2 separate regions of the Homo sapiens genome follow, and region 2 is linked to region 1. Evidence: read pairs that join two places in POLR2A ChIA-PET (ENCODE). Cell type or tissue: OCI-LY7. All regions are shown on one strand. Links, peaks and the distances in the headings refer to the core of each region. The heading gives the core; the rest is flanking DNA.

Evidence for each region. Peaks named below come from ENCODE experiments on the same cell type or tissue, not always from the same donor. Only the 100,000 strongest peaks of a DNase experiment are listed, where the experiment ranks them.
Region 2: POLR2A ChIA-PET joins it to region 1 with 10 read pairs; 1 of 35 experiments calls an interaction of 5 or more read pairs at or near these places.

What each region holds. Positions count from the first base shown.
Region 1 is chr17:72,769,504-72,774,881 of GRCh38, forward strand. All of the region lies in intron 6 of SLC39A11 (solute carrier family 39 member 11), which reads right to left. Among named protein-coding and RNA genes, the nearest start is that of LINC00511, 130 kb to the left of the region's middle. In OCI-LY7, for the core only: CTCF peaks have their summits at 2,476 and 2,735; DNase peaks (open chromatin) are centred at 2,458 and 3,028; H3K4me3 peaks cover 1,753 bases; H3K27ac peaks cover 4,171 bases.
Region 2 is chr17:71,985,265-71,990,642 of GRCh38, forward strand. No RefSeq gene overlaps it. Among named protein-coding and RNA genes, the nearest start is that of ROCR, 38 kb to the right of the region's middle. In OCI-LY7, for the core only: no CTCF peak of the experiment used is centred there; a DNase peak (open chromatin) is centred at 2,557.

The DNA of each region.
Region 1 (5,378 bases), core at 190-5,189:
TCAAAGTGACCCCTCTGCTCACTGAGATAGATGCATCTTTTTTTTTTTTCTTCTTTTTTTGAGATGGAGTTTCGCTCTGTTGCCAGGCCAGAGTGGAGTGGCCCGATCTCGGCTCACTGCAACCTCCCCCTCCTGGGTTCAAGTGATTCTCCTGTCTCAGCCTCCCGATTAGCTGCGACTACAGGTGCGTGCCACCACACCCAGCTAATTTTTGTATTTTTAGTAGAGACAGGGTTTCACCATGTTGGCCAGGATGGTCTCAATCTTTTGACCTTGTGATCTGCCTGCCTCGGCCTCCCAAAGTGCTGGGATTACACCGAGCCTGGCCATTAGAGGCATATCTGATTGCCTCCTTTGGAAAGGCCAATCAGAAACTCAGAAAAATGCAACTGTTTGTATCTCACCTATCTGTGACCTGGAAGCTCCCCCTGGCTTCCAGTCTCCCTGCCTTTGCTTCAAGTTGTCCTGCCTTTCCAGACTGAACCAATATACCTCCTACATCTATTGATTGGCGTCTCATGTCCCCCTAAAATGTATAAAACCAAACTGTGCCCTGACCACCTTGGGCACATGTCATCAGGACTTCCTGAGGCTGTGTCACGGGCTCGTCCTCAACCTTGGCAAAATAAACTTTCTAAATTAACTGAGATCTGTCTCAGATTTTCTGGGTTCACAACCTTGAGGACATTATGCTAAGTGAAATGAGCCAGACACAAAAGAACAAATACTGTCTGATCCACTTATGTGAGGCTCCTAGAGTAGTCAATTCATAGAGGCAGAAAGTAGAATGCTGGTTTCCAGGGGGCTGGGAAGGTGAAAATGAAGTTGGTGTCTCATGGAGGTAGAGTTTCAGTTTGGGAAGATAAAAAAGTTCGGGAGCCAGATAGTGCTGATGGTTGTAGGCCCATTCCAGTGGGATGTGGCACTCCTTTTAGAGGACACTTTTGGCTCATGGGCCTCCCTTCAGCCTGACCTAATGTTCTTAGAAATCTGCTGTGATTGGCGGCTCTTCTTCCCAGGCCTCCTTCCTTCCCCCTCTCCTTTCACGGGTGTCAGACCTGCACGGCAGTCTGCCAGCTCCTGCTCCCTCCCCTTGGTCCTTCTCAGGTCTTTCTCCCAGTCAATCTCATCTCATGCAGGTCTAATCCCTTCTTGGAATCTGCTTCTCAGAGGACCTGGGCTGATAACATCACCACATAGGCCAAAAGAGCAACATGCCCAATAAATGCACTGCAAGGCAACAAGCACATTTAGAACCAGCACTATGCATTCGGAAGCACAGCAACAAACACCTTCGAATTTGTCAGGGCTTACAGTTGACAGCCCATGTTAGTCATTCAATACATGTGTAATAAGCTCCTGCTGATGGTGAACACATGCACAGCTTGCACTTCTGAGGCAGGCAGGCAGGCCTTCTCATCCACATTCTGCACACGAGTAAACCGTAGGAGGTTATTCTAGGACACACTTTGGTTATAATGAATCTTAATGATGTTAAAAAGTAATAGGCAACATCATTTAGCATTTACGACATGCCAGGTACCATTTCTATACTTTTTTTTTTTTTTATGTGCGTGTTGCTTATTTAAAAAAAATCCTGGCCAGGTGCAGCGGCTCACGCCTCTAATACTAGCACTTTGAGAGGCTGAGGCAGGCAGATCACTTGAGGTCAGGAGCTCAAGACCAGCCTGGGCAACATGGCAAGACCCCGTGTCTACTAAAAATACCAAATTAGCTGGGAGTGGCGGCGATGCCTGTAATCCCAGCTACTTGGGTGGCTGAGGTTGCAGTGAGCCGAGATCGTGCCGCTGCACTCCAGCCTGAGCTGGGCAACAGAGCGAGACCCTATCTAAAAAAAAAAAAAAAATCCTTAAACAGCCCCATATTTTAGGGAATGACGAGGAGCCATGAGCAGAGGTGTGCACTGAGAGTCACTTCGTGCCTCGTGTTCTATAGGAGCTGACCCAGAGGAGGAAATGGGGGGGTTACAGCATACCTGGCCCTCCAGGCTCACCTTGCAGGAGGAGAGCCTGCAGCTGAGAAGCTCCATGGTAGGATGGATTACCTTTAAAGTTTCCTGGGGCCATCTCTAGTTACACAGCAGGGACAAGACAGGACAATGGGTGATAAAGTGCACAGGCTCAGATTCCTAATAAAAAAAAGACTGTGCGGTAATGTGCTCATCAGCCACGCTGAGGCCAACTGCAATTGAGGATTTATAAGAAAAAACGATGTGTGATTTACAAAGAAATGATTTTTATCTTTTACATGTCAAACGATCAAGGAAAATGCAACGTCTCACATCATGCTGATTTCAAAAATAATGCAACAAACCAGTGATCGGCAAAAGAAATGGAGATGGTGTTAAAGACTTGGGGTGGGGAAGGAAGGGCAAGGCACAGAGGCTGCCCTCCCTCTTCTCTCCAAGAGGGGAGCCTCTTTCCACCACCAACCCTCCTTTTCCTGCAGAGGGTGTGGCTTTCTTCCAACTCAACCTGTCACTTCTGCTGCCTCCCTTCCATCATTGAAACAAGAAATCCAGACACTCCTCATTCTTCTAACCTGGTGATATCCCTGGGGCTCTCCCTCCTTCCCAGAGTCCTTTCCAGGCCTGGACAACAGGAGAGGCTGGCCCAACAATCCTCTGCTACAGGACTAATCTTCAGGAGGGCTGAGCAATGCCCTCCACCCCAGGAAGGGCAGTCTTTGGGGTTCCCATCTTCACGCTACAATTGTGCCTTCCTCTTCATACCTGAGCACTCTGTGCCACTGCTGGCACGTCCAACCTGTTCAAGGCCTTTGAGACTGTCCAGCCCACCAGTGACTCCAAGTTTAGCACAGTGGCGCACATCTGCACCCTTTATTTATCTCGATGTTTTATATGCATAACTCCACTTCCTCTACCAAGTCACTAAACTACTGGGGGTTGGGGCCCATGGGCCTGCCTTGGGCATCTTCTATCTCTCCGTTAATCCGGAAGCCACATAGTGAGTGCTCAGGCCCATGAGCAGAATAACTGACCCTGCTTAAGAAAATGCTGTCTGTCTCCCACCTGGCAGGAAGGAGTCAGCCAAGGAGAGTGACAGAAAGAGAAGGTAAGTGTGGAGGAGGTATAGGCTTCCTGTAGGCGTGTTCCTGTTGCATCGCTGCACACCTGCTACCCAGCTGAGGGCCTGGCTCAAACACAGCAGATGTGTGATAAATAAGTGCTGAACAAATAAAGAAATGAATGAGTGAAATGAATAGAAAGGAGGATCCAAAGATTAGAGAAGGGAGAGAGGAAAGAGAGAAATGCACAGGCTGGGCGCAGTGGCTCACGCCTGTAATCCCAGCACTTTGGGAGGCCAAGGTGGATGGATCACCTGAGGTCAGGAGTTCAAGACCAGCCTGGCCAACATGGTGAAACCCTGTCTCTACTAAAAAAATACAAAAATTAGCTGGGCATGGTGGCGAGTGCCTGTAATCCCAGCTACTCGGGAGGCTAAGGCAGGAGAATCACTTGAACTTGGGAGGTGGAGGTTGCAGTGAGCCGAGATCATGCCACTGCACTCTATCTTGGGCGACAAGAGTGAAACTCCGTCTCAAAAAAGAAAAAAGAAAGAAAGAAAGAAAAAGAAATGCACAGATATTCTTTGATCTGGAAGAGTTGGTTAGACAGGCTATGCCTTGACACAAATGAATTGTCCTGAAATTGACTTCCAGAGAGGCATGGTTTAGCCACAGCCTGGTTCACCACTCTGAAATGTATCTTCTATAGACAGGGGTGACATGGTTTGGCTGTGTCCCCACCCAAATCTCATCTTGAATTGTAGTTCCCATAATTCCCATGTGTTGTGGGAGCGACCTGGTGGAAGATAATTGAGTCATGGGGGTGGCTTCCCCCATCCAGTTCTCATGGTAGTGAATAAGTATCATGAGAGCTGATGGTTTTATAAGGGGAAACCCCTTTTTCTTGGTTCTCATTCTTCTCCTTACTGTCACCCTGTAAGAAGTGCCTTTCACCTTCTGCCATGATTGTGAGGCCTCCCCAGCCACATGGAATTGTGAGTCCATTAAACCACTTTTTCTTTATGAATTACCCAGTCTCAGGTATGTCTTTATCAGCAGCTTGAAAACAGACTAATACAGGGGAGACCATCTTACACACACACACACACACACACACACACACACACCCAGTATATAAAGGATATCAGTGTCATTGCAGTGCTTCCAAAAGCATAGGTTGGTATCAGGCTGACTATAGCTCTTGACCATTTCTATGACCATTAAAATACAACATAAATAACTTGATCTTCACTGACCTGTAGACCTAGAAAAAAATATTCAGGCTTAGCCACAGACAAGGAGGAACAGGGGCTGAAGCGCGAAACACCAACCATCTGCAGAGTTCCTGAACTGGTGGGAGCAGCCTGTCCCACAGATGAGCCTGGACTGGGAAGCATCTATGTTTCCTCTTACACCAAAGAGCAAGACATGGCATTAACGAAGCCAGACGTGCTAATGGGGGCAACTTTGAAGCCTAAAGCTGCTTGGGCTTCCAATTAACTGCCCTGGGCCTCCGTGTCTCTCTGTTTGCAAAATGGCACTGAATCACTCCTGATTTCTCCAGATAAGTAGCTGTGCTTACACTGGTGATGTGGTCCATGGAAATGTACGTGAATAATGGTGTGCTGGTATAATGGACAGCTGGAACCAGAAGCAGGGAGGAAGGCACGGAGCAGACAGGCTCATGGCCCTTGCAGGGACTCAAGGTGTGTCTAATGGGACAGTGACCACCAAACTCTCTATCTTCTGGCTGCACTGATTTATGTCTTGCTCCTGAGAAATTAATGGCTTGGGAGGGTTTGTGGCAGCTCACCTTGCCTCCCTAGAAGGGTTTGGTGACAACTTTGGGAAGTAAATGCACTAGTTTCCAAGCAACCAAATAACAGGTCTTCAGTTACAAACCCGCGCTTCATTTTACAAAACAGTAGCTCCAGAGCAGCATGTAATTAAACTGGCGAAGGCTTCACCTCCCTGGAATAACCTGAGCCCAACAGGACCCTGCTAACACCACTGTTCACCAAATAAAGGTAAACAGACTCGTCTGAAGTCATGCCTGGAGGGGGACTCTGATCTTGCATTAATTGGGCATGTCAGTTGGCCTTAAGAATTCAATCAGCCGGGCAGTGACCCAATCTACTGCTGACAAATGGGCCCCATTTGCTATTCAAAAAATTAAAAAACTTATTTGAAGAGGAAATAGTGGCTTCTAGTTAGAGCACCTCTCATCTGCCGGGATCTAGCTACATACATTTGCCATTTAGGCTAGATTGCTTTACTCTTCTTTCTAAGTCAAGGTCAAGGATACATCCCCTTTAGTCTAGGATGACTTG
Region 2 (5,378 bases), core at 92-5,091, 780 kb before region 1:
TTTAACTCCCCAGAACAACATTCTTCTGCGTCATTCCTCTCCCTCCTAAATATATCCCAAGATAGGCAGTGGCAGACCTCTGGGAAAACAGGAATGATTTCTAGAAGCTCTTCCTTAGGTTCTCACAGCAAGGAGGAAAGCAGGCTCAGGGTGTGGCATCCCTGCCTGCCTTCTCCACACACACATTCTCCTTGAGGTGTCTCAGCATAGCAGAGGTGTGGTTAAGGTGAGTATCACTCCACCCATCAGACGTCTTCTTGGCCAAGCCTCATATGACCCAAAGTCTCATAAATAAAACTGTGCAGTAGCAGGAATGATGGGGATGTATTGACTGTCCTCTGTTGCCTTCCCCAATAGACTACTGGGTGTGTCAAGAACAATCTGCCCTCAACAAAATCATCTTTTTCTAAAAAATTCATTGAAAGTCTCCTATTCAAGTATCCCCTAGCCTAGGCAAGCTTGTTGAGTGAGGCATGACACCATCACAGCCCAGATGTGGTGGCAAAGGGCTGTGATGGTGTCAGGCCTCAAAAAGCTCAGGAAGGCCTCACACTGGGGCTGCAGGGTGCTTCCCAAGCATCACACTTGGGAGAGCCAGCTTCCCAATGGGTGCTGTTCTGGCTTGTCCTGACGGTAACCACACAGTGGAGTCACCAATATCCTAGGACAGTTTTGCAGTTCTTTGAAGCTAGTGTGGCATAGTTTAGCTCAGAATCTAAGCCCCTTCTCTGGTGAGGATAATATCACAAAGACCAGGTTTTCCCAAACACCCATCCAGCTCCCTACTAAAAAAAAACGCATGAACCTTCCATTTACATCCATGTTGGGTTGCCAACATCCTCCTCTGAACCAACATCCAAGAAAGACGACTCACCTTAAGAATTAAAGACACAGCCTGCCTGGGAACCTGGACACAAAATTATTTACATCCATAGTGACAGCGTCCAAAGCCTGTGCTTAGGTCTTTCAAAGTGGCAGAGTCAAAGATGAAATGGTTGGATCCCAGGCAGAATTTTTTTCAACCTTACTTCAAAGGGAGCAACATTTTTGTAGCCCCTCCGCAAAAATGGGATAAATGGTCCTATTGTCTTGACTCTATCAATATTGGTAGTGGAGGATAACATGAAGACCCTATTTCCTCCACTCTCCATCTGTACTTTGATTCTTGTAGATATGCATCCATCTACTTCCATCTGTTCTGTCAAGTGCAGAGAGAAGATGGTAACTTTTTCAAGAAGTCTAAACCAAGTTAGAAAAATCTCATCACACAGGACCTAGAAGCCTCCAGTTGTGGAACTCTCCAGTCCACAAGCCCAATTCCAATAGCAAATTGAAGGGTCTGGAAACAAAAAGAGGCGGGAAACTCACGCATTCTTGTATATTTTTTATGCTCTCTCTGCCTCTTAATTGTTTTTCATACAACATTCACGATTCATAAAATTCATGAGTTCATACTAGATTCATACTACATTCATGTTGAGACCTCTAAAAGGACATCACTAAGCCTGGTTTCTATGTTATGGACTCAATACTTCATCAGTCTCACAAGGAAGTCCAGAAACATCCTGGGAAAGTGGGAAGTGGAATGTGGAGTATCTCCTTTTGTTTCTCCTCACAATCTTAAATTTCTTCTCTTACCCGTAATGAATCCAAGAAGCTATAAGATATAAAATAATAATTGATGGACTATAATTTCTTTTCTTAAAGTTCTATAGTTCTGGATTTTAATGATATTAAGATCATCTGAATCTAGTCCACAACATAGCAGTTAGTCATTTGACATTTCTCACTGACCCACCTCCCCAACCCCCAGCTGAGTAATATGGCTCAAAGATAAAAAGAACTGGTTCTTCCTTGTTAAGACTGTTTATCTAGGGTTAAATTTCTGAAATGGATTTCTATAATTCATGGAACTCATTTGCAAACCCCAAGTAACCAACATCCACTGATCCAATGTTTCCTTTCCACAGGCTGCTTCTATCATTCAAGACAGTAAAAAAATCAATGATATTTCTTTCCTGAACTTTCTTCCAATTGATTTTACAGATGGGGCCCTCACTATGTACAATGCCATGTAATTCACAACTAAAAGAAGGCATTTCTATGTGGACAAACTTTTAGCTACATTGAATTCTATCAGATAATGTACAAATTTCAGAGGATAAAAACAGTCTCTTTCTCGTAAAGGTCATTCCCACCCATTTTCAAGTCCTCGTATTACAAATAAACATTGAGCACATACTATGCACAAAACAATTTTGGTCTGTGTATTTTTCCCATAATACTTTCATATTTCATTTATTTCTCTATGTCTTCTACTCCCCTAAAAAGCCATTATTCTGAAATGAAACTTTTTTTTGTTTTTTAGAAGCAAGCTCAAGGCACGCTTTCTCACCTTCAAGCCCAGTCCATGTTCTTAAAGTTGCAGAGAGTTGTCTTTCAGGGTCCCCTTCAATGCCAACGCCCCCCCCTCCACCACCACCAATTTTCAAGGGACAATAAATCATCTATTTCCACACTGAAACTGAAACTGACAACTGCTGAGAGCGTCTGCCAAAGGGTGTGTCATAGCCAAAGGCAGTTAGAGTCCCTACCAGCATCCTGTTCTCAGACTTGGGGACCTGAGATACCACTGGAATTTGCCTAAATGCCAGAATCAATAACAGAGCTCCCAGTGGAAAGTTCAGGATGTCCCCCAGACCACTCCCTCAACCTGCTGAATACAACATGCTTCTTGCAGGAGGATGCTGTGTTTATCAACCAGGGGACCCTAGAGACGCTGTACTTGTAACCAGTCAGAATCCACCACCCCTCATGGCAGAGTGCTTATGTATTATTTATCCCACTTTTTAAGATGGGAGAATCTGTCTAGTCTATAATACTATTTGAAATCATCACCTTTGATAGGCATCCTCCTTTATTAAATGTGCTTATATGTTGACATCCTGCTTTCTCTGTTTACATTTCCTTAACTTTCAGTCTTCAAGAGAATACATGAAAACCTAAAAGATCACCATCACAGACTTCAAGGCAAATTTTAAGACAGGAAAGCTTGATTTAATTTGGTGTGTTACATCTATTAAATGGATGAGAAACATGTTCCTTAGATGGAATGAGTTGAAGAAAGAAATCAATCAGGATTGATGAATAAACCAGATTGCCTTCCAGGTCTTTCCAAGTTACTGGAGCCACAGTGTGGCTTTGTTGTTTGGCTTAGAGGAAATTCCCACTACATCAGCAGAAACACATTGAAAGATAACACTAAACAGAACTTTAAAAAAAAATCTGCAATTGAGTTTATTATCTCAAAATTCAAAGTATCTAATTAGGAAATTTTTTATAATTGTGTGTACACGTACACACAAGAAAGGAAAGGGATATAGTGATACAAACAGATCATTAGTACTCCATAGAGGTGGGACATTGAACATAAATTAAAGAAGCCTTTACCAAAGTAAAGCAACTTGGCTGAAATTTTGCTGTAAGAGAGCTACATGGAATCAATGCTAAAGTCTCAGCAACAGCCTGCAAAAATTAAGGAAAATAACCTGCTGAGATACACACCATGTGTTAAGACTACTGTCTGAAGCTATATAGTACACAGAAGCTAGCTTCTTTTTTTACCCATCTGATGCTACATTTGACAGGCAATTTACAGTCTGAGTAAGGCATTAATTGTTTTATTAAAGTGGTAAAATAGAATTTAGAATATATGCACTACTTAACTTTCACACCAGATTATCATGTAGGGTCTGGCCAGTCTGCGATGTGTACAGTAACACTCCATTTTTAACCTGCTTCTCTTCCTTACTTTTCATCAAACACAAATGCCTGCAGAGGATGTGTACTTCTTTTAAATGCATAGAGCAAACCAGGTATAAAAGAGAGATGCCCAGCTACTTATGTTGCAAGTAAAGATAGGCCATCTTGCATTGTCTTTTAACACTAAACAATGCCTGTCTTCACACTGTACGTATGAGGCAGCTAATTTGAGATTCTCTGCTTCTACACACTCATGCTATGAAAATGTATGCACACCCTCAGCTTTAACTGTCACTTGTATGCTGTTGGTTGACAACTCTCCAATCTATTTTTTCCAGTTCTTTTATTTCTGCAAAATTCTACAAGTTCATCTGACTGTCTGGTAAACATCCCCACTTAGGTGTCTGACAAGCACCTCAAACTTACTATCTTTCATGCCAAACCGAAGACTGCTTCACAAGGGGAATTAGAACCCCATGGCATATATATTAAGGGAGAGTCTGCAATTCAAGTAACATCCAAGCCCTAACCCTTTCCTGTCATATCCTGCAAGATCCCTCCTTATCTTCTCTCACCCTCCCTCACACCCACTCTGCCCCAAGCACATGGGACCTTCATTACATTCACAAGTCTGGATCACTCCAACCAGGAAGACTTTGCATTTGCAGTTCACTTTCTAGATGCTTCTCTAATATTTGCATATCTGTGCTCTGATAACCACACAAGTCTCAGCTCAAAGGAAGCTCTTCCAAGAGGATTTTCCTGTCCTGCAGGCTCCTCTTTCCCTGTCTCTCTCTATTGCTGTACCCTGATTTATCTTATTTATGTTATCTTCAACATCAAAAGCTCTTATTCCTTTTAAAAATGCTTTATTCCCCCCAACGACAGCAGCAACTTTGCCCGCCTTAGTTAATATTACGCTGGAGCAGTGCTGGCACGTAGTGGGCCTTCACTAAATGTGTGTTGAACAGATGAATGAGTGAATGAATCCATGAATCATCATTCCCCTGTAGATGTGTTCTTCCCCCTTTTTCCGCCACCTTGGCAAATGTTGCTGCCATTCACCCAATTACTCCAACCAAAAAGTTAGGTTTCATCCTAGGTACTTCTCTTACTTAAACCCATTATAAAATTATCCCCAAAAATTCTCTTCTAAAGTATTTCTGAAATCTAACCCCACCCCACTGCCTCTGGGTCACTGCCTTAGTTGAAAGATCCCTCTTTGTGCACCACAGTGATTACCCCTCTTGATTTCAATCCCTTCCACTCAATTGAAGCTTGCTAATTTAAAGTGTTGATCTAAATCTGATCATATCACTTCTCTTCTCAACAGTCCTTCAATGGCTTCTCATTGTTTAAGGGTAAAATATGAATTCCCTATTATATTCTGCTAGGTTTTTCATGAGCTGTACCCTGTGTGCCAATCTAGTCTCTTCCCCCACTACCTCTTGCTTATCAACTTCAAGCATACAGCACGTGCTCTCCTTCCACTCCTTGGTTGGCTCTGCTCAGGTGCTCTACTCTGCCTGAAATGCCCATCATACATACATGGACCTACTGTGTGATAAATTGCTACTAACCAGTAAAGGCTTACCTCAGGCATTTTCCAACTTGTC